2 separate regions of the Homo sapiens genome follow, and region 1 is linked to region 2. A link is a loop called in an ENCODE intact Hi-C map of the cell type or tissue named here. Cell type or tissue: sigmoid colon. All regions are shown on one strand. Region 1 overlaps LTBP1 (latent transforming growth factor beta binding protein 1). Region 2 overlaps LTBP1 (latent transforming growth factor beta binding protein 1).

Evidence for each region. A loop is a pair of places that touch in the nucleus more often than their neighbours do. Peaks named below come from ENCODE experiments on the same cell type or tissue, not always from the same donor. Only the 100,000 strongest peaks of a DNase experiment are listed, where the experiment ranks them.
Region 1: it touches region 2 in a loop (2.1-fold over the local background); 14 of 110 quality-filtered maps call a loop at or near these places.

Annotation. Positions count from the first base shown.
Region 1 is chr2:32,952,068-32,957,067 of GRCh38, forward strand. All of the region lies in intron 2 of LTBP1 (latent transforming growth factor beta binding protein 1), which reads left to right. Among named protein-coding and RNA genes, the nearest start is that of LTBP1, 7.6 kb to the left of the region's middle. In sigmoid colon, no CTCF peak of the experiment used is centred here; no DNase peak of the experiment used is centred here.
Region 2 is chr2:33,364,409-33,369,408 of GRCh38, forward strand. LTBP1 (latent transforming growth factor beta binding protein 1) reads left to right here. Exons shown (of 34, transcript NM_206943.4): 31 at 925-1,095. Among named protein-coding and RNA genes, the nearest start is that of MIR4430, 52 kb to the right of the region's middle. In sigmoid colon, no CTCF peak of the experiment used is centred here; a DNase peak (open chromatin) is centred at 2,253.

The DNA.
Region 1 (5,000 bases), 410 kb before region 2:
GAAAAAAATTTCTGTGTAAGAGGTTGGAAGTGTTCATGTTGTTCAGTATTTGCCTAATCCAGTGAAGAAAATAAGGTATCCCTTTGAGAAAGCCTGGATTGTTTTTAGTTGATTGAAACCTAATTTAAATGGACCATGATCAAATGCTTCTGAAGACTAAAGATTTAGTGAACCTTAAATTGCAAATCAGAGAGATGTGAACAAGCAAGCGGCAGACTCACACAAGGGCAAAGAATGGATATGTGCACTCACCAAAGTGGTCCTCTAGGCTGTAGCTGCCCAGTCACAATGTAGAGATGCCTGGTTGCATGTTAATGTTCCTTTTCCAGACACCATTTGTATGTGGATCCCTAGGAATCGAAATTATCGTGTGGGATGTGTCATTTTAGTTAATATTGGATGACTCTTGATAGCCTTACCTGTTTTGGACAAAAGAGATGGAGAGATGGACCACATTTGTGCTCTTTCCAAGGAATTAACACTTAAAGGAATGTTTTGTGGGTTAGGGACTTTGTCTTCCAAGTGGGGCATTAAACCCCTGATGTGTAACATTTTTGCCTCCTATCATTTTTGTAGTTTTTTTTTTCTGCGCCCAAACTGAACCTCCCCCCATGCCCTGCATTGGTTCTGCCAGTCTTTTTGCCCCCGTCTCAGGGTAAGTGCAGGCCAGACAGAGACATTGCCGGTAGGCTCAGCTTTAATGAGAAGACTGGACACGGGAATAGGCAATACAAAAGAATGAAAGAGAGGAGAGTGAGGCTGGGCTGGCAGGGTTATGGGGTAGAGGGAAGAGAGATGATGGCAGATACGAATCCAAAGCGGGTGCCTGGCACATTGCAGGCCTTCCATACACGCATGGATGGTTCTTTCATTTACTGTTTAGCTTTTACCATGTGCCAGGTTCTATGAATAGAGGAGAAACACAGCCAGCTGTAGGGAGTGCAGGTCTGTTTTTACTCACTTAACTCGTGGCACATCAAATGACTTGTTCTCTCCTTAGAAAGAAACAGAAAATCGATATTCCATTGCTTTTCCATTGGCATTCAGCCCATGCTACTTTTGGGGAAAAAACCCAACTCTAGACATTTTCCTTAAATTATATGCAAAGGAGACAGAGTCACATGCACCCTTGGTGCTCAGAGATGCAGTGGTGGATGGCATCATCCAGGAGGGTGTGATGTGGCTGGAGTTCAGGTGACCTAGAGAACGGTCTCAGGCTGTCCCCCATCCCTCTTGGCTTGGCATCGTGCTTGCCAAACTTGGGAGTCGAGCCCAGAGTGATTATATATTTTTTTGTATGCCTGCTATGGCCATTGGCAGCTGCTTTGCCAATAGATCTGCAGTGAGGTTTACCATGACAACTGCTAGGAGGGCCACCCCGGCCCCCATGTGGGAGGGTCAGCTGGAGAATCTTGTCATGTGACACAGACAACCTCGGTGAAGAGAGAGGAACCCAGAGGTCAAGTTCACACTAGGTCAAATATGTGTTCTCGAGACTAGTTAAAATCCACATTTAGGAACCATAACACTGTAATAGTGCTTAAACCTTCATGATGAAGCCCTCCTCCGGCCCATGGGCCTGCTGAGGATGCCGCCCGCCCCCTGCCTGCTCTGCTTTATCGAAGTTTTTGCTGCCCAGTGAACCCTGGGCCCTTAGGAAGCCTGACTTGTTGAAAAGACCTTTGACAACCACAGGGTTTTGCTGTTTCTGACCCTGTTATTTGTTGTCTTGGATATTTCAGACGTACTCAAACATGTTCGAGAGCTCAAATTAAATTTTCCTAAAGTGCAGATTTTGCTTCCCAGTCCTTCCTAGCAATGAACAGAGGCGACTTGGAGTGTGAGGGCTATGTCACCACCCTTTTAATACGGACCAAAATCAGGTCCAGCAGAGAGGAGCTGCCGATGGGGTGGGGGTAACTTGTGTGGTGCTGTGGAGCTTACAGAGAGCATTTTCTTGATCTTCACACCCTGTAGTGTCATTGAGGCAGGGATGCTTTATTAACCCTATTCCAGACAGTGGGGCAGTGCTCAGATGCCACTGCAGATCTTGTGGCTCTTCCTACTGCCCTGGGCTTCCTGGACATCCAGTGCTGTGACATTCTTTCTTGAGGTCTTGGTCTGAAAACTGTCCTGACAGTCCTCAGTTATCTGGATTGGCTTCCACTGCCTAACTTCACATCATGATTTTCCAAGCTATGTGAGTTTTCTCGGGCTTCTGTAACAAGTTCCACAAGCTGGGTGACTTAGAACGATAGAAATGTATTGTCTCACAGTTCTGCAGTCCAGAAGTCCAATGTCAAGGTGTTGATAGCGTTACTTCCTTCTGAAGGCAGTTCTAGGCCTCTCTCCTTGGCCTGTAGATGGCCGTCTCTTCCCTGTGTCTTTATACATTGTCTTGTGTGTGTGTCTGTCTCTGTGTCCAAATTTCCCCTTTTTATAAGGACATCAGTCATACTGTATTAGGGCCTCCACTCCCCGCCCCCCCCCACCAATGATCCCATTTTACCTTGATTACCTCTGTAAAGAACCTATCTCCAACAGTGGTCACATTCTGAGGTACTTGGGGTTAGGACTTCAACACTTTGTTTTTTTTTTTCTAGGGGGAGTACAATTCAATTCATGATGTAAGCCTGCAGATGCCTTGCACATAGGTTGGAGAGATGGGCTATTCAGAGTTGGCTCATTCCTGGGGCACTTGGGAACCCTAGCAGCTGACCCAAGGATGGGTGGGCGGGGCTTTGACTGGGCCCCTGCCACACAATCTGTGACTGTGGATCTAATTTGGTTACTTTTCTACTGCAGCAGCTCTGGCTGCTCCAGGGGGTGTTAGGAGAGATGAGGAATTGGCCACAGGTAATTTTGGTGATGCCTCTGGCCATTTTTACTGGGGCTCTTTTAAAGAGATTCTAGGTTGGTGTTTCTTACACATGAATGTCCAGCGGGACCACTGGAAGGGTTTGTTAAAATGTTGAAAGTTGTTAAATTCAACAAATTGAATCAAAATCTTTGGGGTTTTTAACAAGCATCCCAAATCATGCTGATGGAGGTGGCCCACAGTTTGAGAAACTGATCTGGAAGGAACTCAGTCCTGGGCAATATTTATGACCCTTTATGTGGGAATTTAAAGGCCAACCTCAACGCTTAGCAATTTAGAGAAACCTCTCAAGCAAGGCAGGAACCCTCTAAACATTGGGATAGCTCGGATTTGAAGAATGTATATACAGTCAAAGATTGCTGCACATGCAGTTTTTACATCCAGTTTTTCTTTAGTTAGTTGAATGTTTGAAGTATATATGTGTATTTTTGGGAGAGCTGGAAATTTGCAAAATTGTTGCTGCATCAGTGATTATGTAGAGTGCCTTTTAAAAAAGATTTAAACACTTTGGAACAGTTGGGTGTTTTCTTCCACTAATTTTTTTTAATTACAAAATTTTTAAAGTTATATACATGTATATTTTTGCGAGAGCTGGAAATTTGCAAAATTGTTGCTGCATCAGTGATTACATAGAGTGCCTTTTAAAAAAGATTTTTTGGAACATTTGGGTGTTTTTTTCCACAAATTTTTTTTAATTACAAAATTTTTAAAGTACACACAAACATAGAAGCTGCCCATCAGGGTCATGTTTTTAAAAGCTCCCTGATGTGGTAGTTAAGTACAATGATTTATACATAAAGGAGAAACTATGGTCTTATCTTTCTGTAAATGCGTGTTTTACTAATGGTTTCCTGCTTTCTTAGTGGAGAGAAAATATTACATAATTTGTTGGTGTGACACAAATTGGTTGTTTTCGTACTTATGGAAAAATACATCAGGGTTGTATTTGCAAGCATACCTCAGATATGGAGGGTTCAGTTCCAGCAAATATCTCAATAAAGTGAGTCACAAATTTTTTGGTTTCCCAGTACATGTAAAACTCATGTTTATATACTATATTGTAGACTATTAAGTGTACAATAATAGCATTATGTCTAAAAAGGCAAGTGTATACCTTAATTAAAAATATTTTGTTACTAAAAAATGGAATGATCAAGTCAGCCTTGAGTGAGTCATTATCTTTTTGCTAGTGGAAGGTCTTGCCTTGATATGGCTGGTTGCTGAAAGTTGGGGTGGCTGTGACACTTTCTTTAAAATAAGAAAATGATGAAGTTTGCTGCACTAATTGACTCTTCCTTTCGTGAAAGCTTTCTCTGTAGCATACAGTGCTGTTTGATAGCATTTGACCTACTGTATAACTTCTTTCAAAACTGGAGTCGGTCTTCTCAAACGCTACTGCTGCCTTATCATCTATGTTTATATAAAATTATAAATTCTTTGTTGTCATTTCAACAATGCTCACAGCATCTTCGCCAGGAGTAGATTCCATCTCAAGAAACCACCTTCTTTGCTCATTCATAAGAAGCAGCTCCTCATCTCTTCAAGTTCGAACATGAGATTGCAGCAATTCAGTCCCATCTTCAGGCTCCACTTTTAATTCTCTTGCTATTTCCACTACCTCTGCAGTGACTTCCTCCACTGAAGTCTTGAACTCCTCCAAGTCATCCATGAGGGCTGGAATCAGCTTCTTCCAAACTCCTGTTAATGTGGATACTTTAATCTCCTCCCGTAAATCATGAATGTTCTTAATGGCATCTAGAATGGTGAATCCTTTCCAGAAGGTTTTCGATTTACTTTGCCCAAATCCATCAGAGGAATCACTATCTATGACAGCTATAGCCTTATGAAATGTATTTCTCAAACAAGAAGACTTGAAAGTTGAAATTACTCTTTGACCCATGGACTACAGAATGGATGATATTTTAGCAGGCATGAAAATGACGTTAATCTCCACGTACATCTCCATCACAGCTTACAGGTGACCAGGTGCATAGTCAGTGAGGAGTAATATTTTGAAAAGAACCTTTCTGAGCAATAGGTCTCAACAGTGGGGTTAAAACATTCAGTTAACCATGCTGTAAACACACAGACTGTCATCCAGTCTTTGTTGTTCCATTTACAG
Region 2 (5,000 bases):
CCTTTTAACTAAAATGTGAACTATTGGAAAATAGAAAAATGGATTCCTTGGGTATTTTGAAATAACTAAAATGAGATACAATGAGATACTTACAGAAATAGTAATAAGATGCATATCATCAGTATGTAGGAGATTTAATAGCCTGGACATACTCATTAAGTATGGACTATGGAGTGGCTGAGCAGATGGCAGGGTTGTTCCATGGCTTAGGGTTCATCATCCCTAACCTGCAGAGGCAGCTGAGGGAAATGTAATTCAGGGAAAGATAATTAGGTGCACTCAGCAGAGTGGAGGATGTGGATAAGGCTCAGCAGAACAGAGGGTGGAGTTCAACAGGGTGGTGGAGAGCCCCGAAGTCCACTGACAAACTCCTGTCCTCCCTGATGCTACTGATAATTGGCAAAAAGCCGCTGATAATTGGCATAATCTGTCATTCGCCTCAGGAGACTGCTTTGGATGAAGTCAATTGAAAGGTAGGAATTAAAGACTCTAGGATGAAGGGTCACTAGTCCAGGGCTTTGGCAGATTAAATGGATAAGAAGGCATGAATCCAATAGCTGTTACATGGAAAGAAATGGTAGGGTTTGACAGGAGTAAATGAAAAAGTGAAGATTAGGAGAGTGAGAAGCCTGATGGCTTATGAAGGACAAGCAAGATAGTGGGCATTTTATATAAAAGTAGGAAGCTATAGAGAACTATTGTGTCGGGACCGGATGGGCAGCTGGAATTTCAACTGATGGAATGACACCCAGTTGGAGATGACAGAGAATTGATCCATTGAAAGACCAGACTGGATTCAGACTTTTACTTGGAAGTCACTCTTAGAAATAGAGATGGAAACTTTGAGACTTGCTGGCTTCCAACACAGTGTTTATAAATAGGAATAACTGTGCGATTTTCATGGAACTATGTCTTCCCTTTCAGAACAAATAGAAGAAACTGATGTCTACCAAGATTTGTGCTGGGAACATCTGAGTGATGAATACGTGTGTAGCCGGCCTCTTGTGGGCAAGCAGACAACGTACACTGAGTGCTGCTGTCTGTATGGAGAGGCCTGGGGCATGCAGTGTGCCCTCTGCCCCCTGAAGGATTCAGGTGAGCCCATATCCAATTCCTTCTGCAGGAGGCCTTTGGGGACAAGTTCATCTCACCTCCTTTGTAGCCTGACATTTCTCTTCTGTATCTTTGCCTTCACTCCTGATATCTTACTTTCATCCCGTGTGTGTGTGTGTGTGTGTGTGTAGGGCAGAACTGCATAAACATTTGGCTCCTGGTTTACCTCTACTCCCGACCCTGTCGTTAATTTTTGAAACTCTCATTCCATTACCCCAATGAATGATAAATGACCCAAAAAAACATAACTTAGCAATCAGTGGCATAGGCTTAGAATTTATATTTCCTGGCAGTTCATTTTTTACTACAATTCTTCTCATTCCTAACAGTTTCTACTTAGACCAAAATGTGTATTAGAGACGGTAGAAAATCATTCTAGGTCAAAGTCCAAATTTTCATGTCAATCTCTGTATGTGGAGATATAAGAAACGGGTTACAACAAAAAGGGAAAAGTACAGAAAGTAATTGAAGAAGTATTTCAACAAATCTCCTTTCCTTTCAAGTTCTAGATCTATCTGGGTTTAAACCTTTGGTCAAATGGAAAAGATGAGACAGGCTAAGCTCCCAGTTTCATCCCCTCTCCCAGTTTGGAGGAGGCCTGGAAGGTGCTGGCTTTGTGCTTCCTGGCTAGGCTGTTTGGTGACCGTTGAGTTGTGCACTGATTGCTAATTTCCCTTTTTTACCATCATAGCACCTTCTCATTAAAGGAAAGCACTCGAAAGTGTCCAGTATATCCTTTTGTAAAGTTGACTTGTTAAAGCTAGAAAGATCATGTGCAAGTAGAAAGCAAAGGAGTTTATTATGAATATATTCTCAGAATGGTCGAGAGGGGAAAAATTGCTTGAAAAGAGGAAATGCATTAATTTTTAGTTAATTCAATTAGAATATTTCTTTCAAGCTCTTTAGAAAATTAGCTTTGCAGCTTAGAAATAACTTAAAACCAACGTAGCATGAAAGAGAAAATAATTGGGAATTCCCGTAAGAAGAAAATGAATAGCCAAGGATAAAGAGCAAATACACAAAGCACTAGATGGCAATGATAGCAGCCCAGAATTGGAAAGAGGGCAGGTCTGGGGCCAGTTGGCACTGAGTCTGGAATCCAGCACTGCCATAGCAGCTGCATGACAAGGGGAAAATAACTTCACCCTGTACAGCTCATTTGTAAAACGGAGGCGTCTACATCTGTCCTGTTGGGTTGTTGCAAGGGCTGGGAGGATGTAGGTAGAGCAGGGGGTAATTACTAGCTTTACTGGTTGTTTCGGGCCCTGGAAGCAGATGCCACGGGGAGATAAAAGTGAAATCACTAAGTTAATGTGAGTTCAGTGAGGCTTTTGAGTCATTTTCTCACAATGCTATACTACCTCAAATCTTTTTTATTTATGCAGTGGTTTTATATTGTCTAATTTTTTTCCAAAAATCACATGTATTCCTCCTAAAGTATTAAAATAATCAAAGAGGTTATATTCCCCTCCACCTACCCCATCACAGTTGAACTCTGCTCCTTAAAGACACTCACTTTTGACAGTTGGGTTTTTATCATCCTAGCATTTTCTTATATATTAATTATCATTATATATTGATATTAGTTATTGCTGTATATTAATATATTTATATCCAACAGAGTATTTATAACTGAAGTCTATGTCATCAATCTAAGCTACACTTTGCTTGTTATTTTGCACTTCAGCATCCCTGAGATTGGGGTCATCTGATAATTATGACATATAACAATGTCCACGGGTTATTTTTCCCAATTTTTAACATCTGTTATATCAAGATACATTTTACAATCTAGGATCTCTTAAAATAGATGAAAGTTAGAACTTAAAATTTTTTTATATTGATATATTTAGGGGTGCAAGTGTAGATTTCTTACCTGCAAGTATTCCATAGTGGTAAATAAAGTCTGTGTTTTTTGTGTACCCTTAACAATAGCGAACACTGTGCCCAATAGGTAATTTTTCAACCCTTACCCCACTTCCAGACTCCCACATTTTGGAGTCTCCAGTGTGTATTACTCCATTCCATATGTCCATGTGTACCCATTGTTTAGCTACCATTTATAAGTGAGAACGTTCAGTATTTGACTTTCTGCTTCTGAGTAATTTCAATTAGGATAGTGACCTCCAGTTCCGCCCATGTTGCTGTAAAACACACGATTTTATTCTTGGTTACGGCTTAGTGGTATTACATGGATAAAGAAATTTTCTTACTGAGGCATTCCTACAGGTGCATATGTGGAGGTTCATTGCAGCATTGTTTATAAAAGGAAAATCAGGACTGGGGCAAGATGGGGCAGGGAAAGGTTAGGGGAGGAAGAAAAACAAATGCCCAGCACAAGAGATGGCTAAATAAATCATGTACATCTATAAAACAGATTCCATGCAGCTGTTTAAAAATTACCATCTTTTGGCCGTGCGCGGTGGCTCATGCCTGTAATCACAGCACTTTGGGAGGCCGAGGCGGGCGGATCATGAGGTCAGGAAAGATCAAGACCATACTGGCTAACACAGTGAAACCCTGTCTCTACTAAAAAATAGCCGGGCCTGGTGGCGCATGCCTGTAATCTCAGCTACTCAGGAGGCTGAGGCAGGAGAATAGCTTGAACCTGGGAGGTGGAGGTTGCAGTGAGCCGAGATCGCGCCACTGCACTCCAGCCTGGGCGACAGAGCGAGACTCTGTCTCAAAAAAAAAAAGAAGTTACATCATTTGAATTTAAATTAGTACAGCCTTTATGGAAAACAGTATGGAGATTTCTCAAAGAACTAAAAATAGAACTACCCGGCGATCCCACTAACTGGGTACCTACCCAAAGGGAATGTCTTTATCCATTCCTCCATTGGTGGATACTTAGGTTGATTCTATCTCTTTGCTGTTGTGAGTAGTGCTACAGTAAACACACAAATGCAGGTATCTTTTGGATATAATGACTTCATTCCCTTTGGGTAGGTACCCATAAACAATGCTGCAATGAACCTCCATGTATGCGTCTGCAGGAATGGCTTAGTAAGAAAATTTTGACAAATAAAAATACCAGGCTAAGTGTGTACACTTTAAATTTATGATATTATTCTGGCTGGCACCATGGCTTACGCCTGTAGTCCCAGCATGTTGGGAGGCCGAGGTGGGTGGATTGCCTGAGCTCGGGAGTTTGAGACCAGCCTGGGCAACGTGGTGAAACCCCATCTCTACAAAACATACAAAAATTAGCTGAGCGTGGTGGTACACACCTGTAGTCCTAGCTACTTGGGAGGTTGAGGTGGGAGGATGGCTTCAGCCCGGGAGGCAGAGGTTGCAGTGGGCCAAGATCGCACCACTGCACTCCATCCTGGGCAGCAGAGCCAGACCCTGTCTCAAATAGATAAATAAAATTATACCCCCAAAATACTGTAAAAATTTACACTCAATTTAATTGACTAGGTTTAAAAACCTTCAAGTATTTTGTTATGAGAAATGAATTTTTGAATAATGTAGCAATATTCTAAAAATGAATTTTATTTTAAATATTTATTCTAAAAATATGGATTTCAGAATATTGCATAAATTGTTTTCAACTAAAGTTTTCAAAAAACATTTTAAAAAGTAGATTAGAACAAATACATATGAAGTACATATTATATAATATTTTTGGAAAAATACAGAATATCAGGGGAAAAAAGATAACACATGCCAAATTTAAAAAAAAAAGATTAGCTTCATTGCTATACTGTTTCTAGTTTGTATATCCACAGTTATTATGATAAAATGTCCAAGAAGAATCTCTAGTGTACATGGTCAGCCAAACCAAAATCAGTGCTTTCCAATCCGTTACTTTTTAAAAAACAATGGTAGTTTTTTTGTTAACTGTATTGTAATTTTAACCTCCAGCATACACATTCATTGACATT